2 separate regions of the Homo sapiens genome follow, and region 2 is linked to region 1. Evidence: read pairs that join two places in POLR2A ChIA-PET (ENCODE). Cell type or tissue: Panc1. All regions are shown on one strand. Links, peaks and the distances in the headings refer to the core of each region. The heading gives the core; the rest is flanking DNA.

The links. ChIA-PET counts read pairs that join two places held together with the same protein. Peaks named below come from ENCODE experiments on the same cell type or tissue, not always from the same donor. Only the 100,000 strongest peaks of a DNase experiment are listed, where the experiment ranks them.
Region 2: POLR2A ChIA-PET joins it to region 1 with 8 read pairs; 2 of 35 experiments call an interaction of 5 or more read pairs at or near these places.

What each region holds. Positions count from the first base shown.
Region 1 is chr10:102,887,902-102,890,814 of GRCh38, reverse strand. AS3MT (arsenite methyltransferase) reads right to left here. Exons shown (of 11, transcript NM_020682.4): 10 at 137-271. It overlaps BORCS7-ASMT (BORCS7-ASMT readthrough (NMD candidate)), which reads right to left. Exons shown (of 15, transcript NR_037644.1): 14 at 137-271. It also overlaps the pseudogene RPL22P17. Among named protein-coding and RNA genes, the nearest start is that of AS3MT, 20 kb to the right of the region's middle. In Panc1, for the core only: no CTCF peak of the experiment used is centred there; no DNase peak of the experiment used is centred there.
Region 2 is chr10:102,779,624-102,782,536 of GRCh38, reverse strand. The region is part of intron 1 of WBP1L (WW domain binding protein 1 like); the gene reads right to left. Among named protein-coding and RNA genes, the nearest start is that of WBP1L, 37 kb to the right of the region's middle. RefSeq lists enhancers at 585-1,085, 1,086-1,586. In Panc1, for the core only: no CTCF peak of the experiment used is centred there; no DNase peak of the experiment used is centred there; H3K27ac peaks cover 1,928 bases.

The DNA of each region.
Region 1 (2,913 bases), core at 307-2,806:
TGCTTGAACCCAGGAGGCGGAGGTTGCAGTGAGCCAAGATCACACCACTGCACTCCAGTCTGGGTGACAGAGAGAGACTCCATCTCAAAAATAAATAAATAAAATAGTTCTCTCAGGTAGTGAAAGCCAAACTAACCTTTAACTCCAAAGCAGAACAGCCTCCAGATGTTGGCAACTTCTCTCCAATTGGTCTGATCAGAAAATCTTGAGCAAATCTTGAATTCTTCAAGATAGCTGCTGTTTCTTCATCCACTTCAACAATTTCACCTTCCTAAAGGGTAGTATAAAAAAAAATACTAAGAGTTGCAACTTTAGTCTCAATAGAAGAAAAAATGCCCAGAAGTATCGTTTTCTCCACATCCTCACCAGCACTAATCCTTACACACTGTTGGTGGGAATTTAAATTAGTACAGCCATTATGGGAAACAGTATGGAGATTCCTCAAAAAATTAAAAATAGAACTACTATATGACCCAGCAATCCCCCTACTTGGGTATATATCTAAAGAAAATGGGCCAGGCGCGGTGGCTCACACCTGTAATCCCAGCACTCTGGGAGGCCGAGGTGGGCCGATCACAAGGTCAGGAGATCGAGACCATCCTGGCTAACACAGTGAAACCCCATCTCTACTAAAAAAATACAAAAAATTAGCCGGACATAGTGGCAGGCGCCTGTTGTCCCAGCTACTTGGGAGGCTGAGGCAGGAGAATGGTGTGAACCCGGGAGGTGGAGCTTGCAGTGAGCCGAGATCGTGCCACTGCACTCCAGCACTCCAGCCTGGGCAACAGAGCGAGACTCCGTCTCAAAAAAAAAAAAAAAAGAAAAGAAAATGAAACTGGCTGTGTACGGTGGCTCACACCTATGTAATCCCAGCACTTTGGGAGGCTGAGGCAGGTGGATCATGAGGTCAGGAGTTCGAGACCAGCCTGGCCAATATGGTAAAACCCTGCCTCTACTAAAAATACAAAAAAATTAGCTGGGTATGGCGGCACATGCCCGTAATCCCAGCTACTCGGGAGGCTGAGGCAGAAGAATTGCTTGAACCCAGGAGGCGGAGGTTGTAGTGAGCTGAGATTGCGCCACTGCACTCCAGCCTGGGCGACAGAGCCAGATTCCATCTGAAAGGGGCGGGGGGGGTGGAGGGAGGAAGGGAAGGAAGGAAGGAAGAAAGGAAGGAAGGAAGGAAGGAAGGAAGGAAGGCAGGCAGACAGGCAGGGGAAGGGAAGGGAATGAAATGAAATCAGTATGTCAGGGAAATATCTGCACTCCTAATGTTGACTGCAGCATTAATCACAATAACCAAGATATGGAATCAACCTAAGCATCCAGCAATGGATGAATGGATGAGGAAAACGTGGCATATATACACAATGGAATACTATTCAGATTTTAAAACAGAAGGAAATCCTGTCATTTGCAGCAAGATGCATGGAACTGCAGGTCATGTTAAGAGAAATAAGGCAAACACAGAAAGACAAATATCATATGTTCTCACTGATATGTGGAAGCTAAAAAAAGTGGAACTCATTAAGATAGAGAGTATATTGATAGTTACCAAAGGCCAGAAAGGGTACAGAATGGGGGAGATAAAGAGAAGTTGATTAATGGTTATAAATATAGGGTTTGGCCGGGCACGGTGGCTCAAGCCTGTAATCCCAGCACTTTGGGAGGCCGAGGTGGGTGGATCACAAGGTCAGGAGATTGAGACCATCCTGGCTAACATGGTAAAACCCCGTCTCTACTAAAAATACAAAAAATTAGCCGGGCATGGTGGCAGGCACCTGTAGTCCCAGCTACTCGGGGCGCTGAGGCAGGAGAATGGCATGAACCCGGGAGGCGGAGCTTGCAGTGGGCCGAGATTGTGCCACTGCACTCTAGCCTGGGCGACAGAGCGAGACAGAGCGAGACTCCGTCTCAAAAAAAAAAAAAAAAATATATATATATATATATATATATATATATAGGGTTTGATGAAAGAAATAAGACCTAGTGTTTGATATATCAGTAAAGTGACTAGTTTACAATAATATATTGTATATTTCAAAATAGCTAGAAGAGAATAATTTGAATGTTTCCAACATAAAGAAAAGACAGGGCCAGGTGTGGTGGCTCATGCCTATAATCCCAGCACTTTGGTAGGCCAGGGCGAGTGGATCACCTGAGGTCAGGAGTTCGAGACCAGCCTGACCAACATGGTAAAACCCCGTCTCTACTAAAAATACAAAATTAGCTGAGCATGGTGGTGCATGCCTGTAATCCCAGCTACTCGGGAGGCTGAGGCAGGAGAATTGCTTGAACCCGGGAGGTGGAGGTTGCAGTGAGCCGAGATTGCGCCATTGCACTCCAGCCTGGGCAAAAAAAGCAAAACTCCATCTCACAGAAAAAAAAAGAAAAGAAAAGACAAATATTGAAGGTGATAGGTATCCCAATTACACTAATTTAATCTTTACAAATTATATGAATGTATTAAATTATCACATGAACGCCCCAAAATAGCTACATCAATTATGTATCAATTTAAAAAAATGTTAAGTCTTTATGTATCAATAATAACACTAAATGTAAATGGACTCAATTCTCCAATTAAGAGGCATAGTGCTGTGAAAAAGCTTGTGGCAAAGAGAGGCAAAAAAAGAAGCAGGTTATGATGTTCACTCTTGACTGTACCCACCTTGTAGAAAATGGAATCATAGATGCTGCCAATTTTGAGCAGTTTTTGCAAGAGAGGATTAAAGTGAATGGAAAAGCTGGGAATCTTGGTGGAGCATTATAACCATCGAAAGGAGCAACAGCAAGATCACTGTGACTTCTGAGGTACCTTTTTCCAAAAGGTATTTGAAATATCTCACCAAAAAATATTTGAAGAATAATCTATGTGATTTGTTGTGTGTAGTTGCTAACAGCAAAAAGAGT
Region 2 (2,913 bases), core at 287-2,786, 110 kb after region 1:
TATCTTACTAGTGCTAAGGAATTAGGGCAGAAGAAGGGATTTCAAAGCATTTTTTTAAATAGCCCCAAAGTATTCTGTTTTCCTGGACTAAAATTTACCTCTTCATGGAAAAGGGGTGGGAGGGGGCGGGTCAAACTCATGGGCTATCACTGGAGGAAGTGACTGTTTTCTTTGGCTCCATCCTGGATAATGTTTCAAAATCAGCAGGCACAGTCCTCTTTTCCACTAAGTTACTGTCCAGTACACTTTCTCTTTGCTCTGATAACAGAGATGCAATGAAAAACAAGCCACGTTCCTCAAAAAAAAAAAAAAAAAAAAAAAAGCAGCTTCTTTCAACAGAGATGGTTGGGGGTTCAAAAATTAACCCGAGGCCAGGCACAGTTGCTCACACCTGTAATCCCAGCACTTTGACAGGCCGTGGCAGGTGCATCACCTGAGGTCAGGAGTTTCAGACCAACCTGGCCAACATGGTGAAACTCCATCTTTCCTAAAAATAGAAAAATTAGCTGGGCATGGTGGCAGGTGCTACCAGCTACTTGGGAGGCTGAGGCACGAGAATTCCTTGAACCTGGGAGGCAGAAGTTGTAGTAAGCCAAGATGGCGCCACTGCACTCCAGTCTGGGTGACAGAGCAAGAGCGAGACTCCATCCCTCCCCCCACCCCCCCCAAAAAAAATTAACCTGAAAGGGCTTGCGTAAGCACCACCTTTCTCACCTGTGGTGACAGTAGGGAAATGAGGTGTTCTGTGGAGCTGTCACAAGACTTTCACAAATCAGTTTAGATAAGGATTCTGGCTTCAACTTTTGGTAGCACAAACAAGTGTCACCTTGGTGTTTGCTGCTATATACAGCTAGTTTCCTTCCAAGCAAGATCTTGCTTAATTTGTCCTCAACCTGGTGGAAAGAGGTTGGGCCCGAGGGTAACAGCAACTGGTAGTCAACATTCGGTCCTCTGCTGTGCACAGAGCAGGCAGGGAGGAGGAGGCCTGCAGTGGACTGTGGATATGGGTACCAAGCCAGAGCAACGGGCAGGGGCAGACAGACACCAAGAAGACTTGTACTCCAGGCCCCTCCTGCCACACATTAGCCCTGGGTTCTGGAACAGATAACTTCTCCCTGGGTTTCAGTTTCCTTACAGCAAAAAGGAGATAAGACCTCCTCCCTCATGGGTGGCCGCTGTGGTGAAATAATAAATACCCCAAGTCAATGCTGGCTAACATTCAGCAGTTGAGGGGTTAAATTGGAAGCCGGCAATTCCCCCCCTTCCCTCTCCACAGTCATGGCTCCACCCTGCAGCTTTAGCTGGCTATCACACAGCCTTTCCACTGCTCTCCTTGTGAGACTCTAAAGCCACTTCCTATGCCCAGGGAGTAAGTACCATGCAACATTCTAGTTGCCTTGTCACATTCGGCATCAGCCCAGGGACCAGCTCACCCTTTCAAAAATACAAACAGCCCCTTGGGCCAGGAGTTGCCCCCTGTGCCTCTTTCCATGACAAATTCCAACCTGGAAAAGGGACCCTAAGAGGGCTTTGATGGGTATTATTCATTTCCAGTATCAGGGATCATCCCATCTCACTGGTGTGGACAACTTGGAGGACAATGGGTCTTTCCCACTGAGAAAGGCAATATTCCAAGGTGCAAGATGTAAAATTAGTGTCTTAATGGATCTAGCCTGCATTCCATCAACTAGAACTTACCACCCACTGGTCCTTCCACACACCTAGCACCTATAGTGCAACAACTGATACTACTGGATTGGACTGTGGGAAGGGCCACCTGCAGAAGGGTTGCCTCTTCACACCTCTGAACTGCGGCATTCTATTCTTTTCTAGTGTCATTTGCTACCACCTGCAGAATGTCCTCATTACCTGTGCACTTATTCTACTTTCCCTAGCTGACTGTAAACCCCTTGAGGGCAGGGATGGAGTTTATACCTCTTTGTATCCACAACATGCTTTGGGTAGAACAGGTGCACAGGACTTTTCAGATGCTGAGTGTTGCTCCTAAGAAACCTTCGACATTACCCAATCAATATCTTCTGGATAAACATGAAATAGAATTCGTTCAAATCATGACTAAGAACATTCTGTTGCAATACTGTTCTCCGAAAATTAGTAATCCCTTTGTTAGGTACACATAATGGAATTTCTCTTAACCAGAAAACCTATTTTCTGATCTTGTCAGATAATAAAGGGATAGCATGCCTAATTGTTTGTTATATCTAAAATTTGGTATATAGTGCCATACCCAAAAAGTTCACCAGGTGACTATCTTCTTCTGAGCTCTGGCTCATCTAAGCACAAAAAGCATTTTTTTTAGTCAACACTGTAGCTTCCATGAGCTGTCTAACTGTCCCTTGCATGAAAGAACTAATAAATCCTACAGTTTATCTGCCCTTTACAGACACTGAAATCATGCCATGCTCATTATTAGAAAGAAGGGCCCTGAGGTCTTCCTCCTTCTTGGTACCCATAAAAGACACCCATACCTGGTGAACTAAGGTCCTTATCTTGCCCCAGGCAAATTCAATGCCAAGACTCAAGAGATGAATGACAGCTTCCCTTGTCATCTGCAGAAGAAAACAAAAACAACTCTCCCAACCTGATCTGTCCGGAATGCTCTTTCCCCAACTCACATGTCTGGTAAACTCTCCTCCTCATCCTTCAAGAGTCAGATCAGATATCGGCTTCTCAGGAAAGCCTCTCCTAGCCTGATTCAGATACCTGCCCCCACGCTCTGCTCTCCCAGTCCCTGGGCGTTCCTCTGTTGTAGTCTCAGCATGCTGGCTTGTAATTATTTCCATGCCGCCCAGCTCTGGAGGACAGTCTCTCAAAGTGTGGCCGGAAACAACCGGGATCAGAAACACCTGGGGAACTTCACAGAAATGCATATTCTGGGGCCCTGGCCCAGAC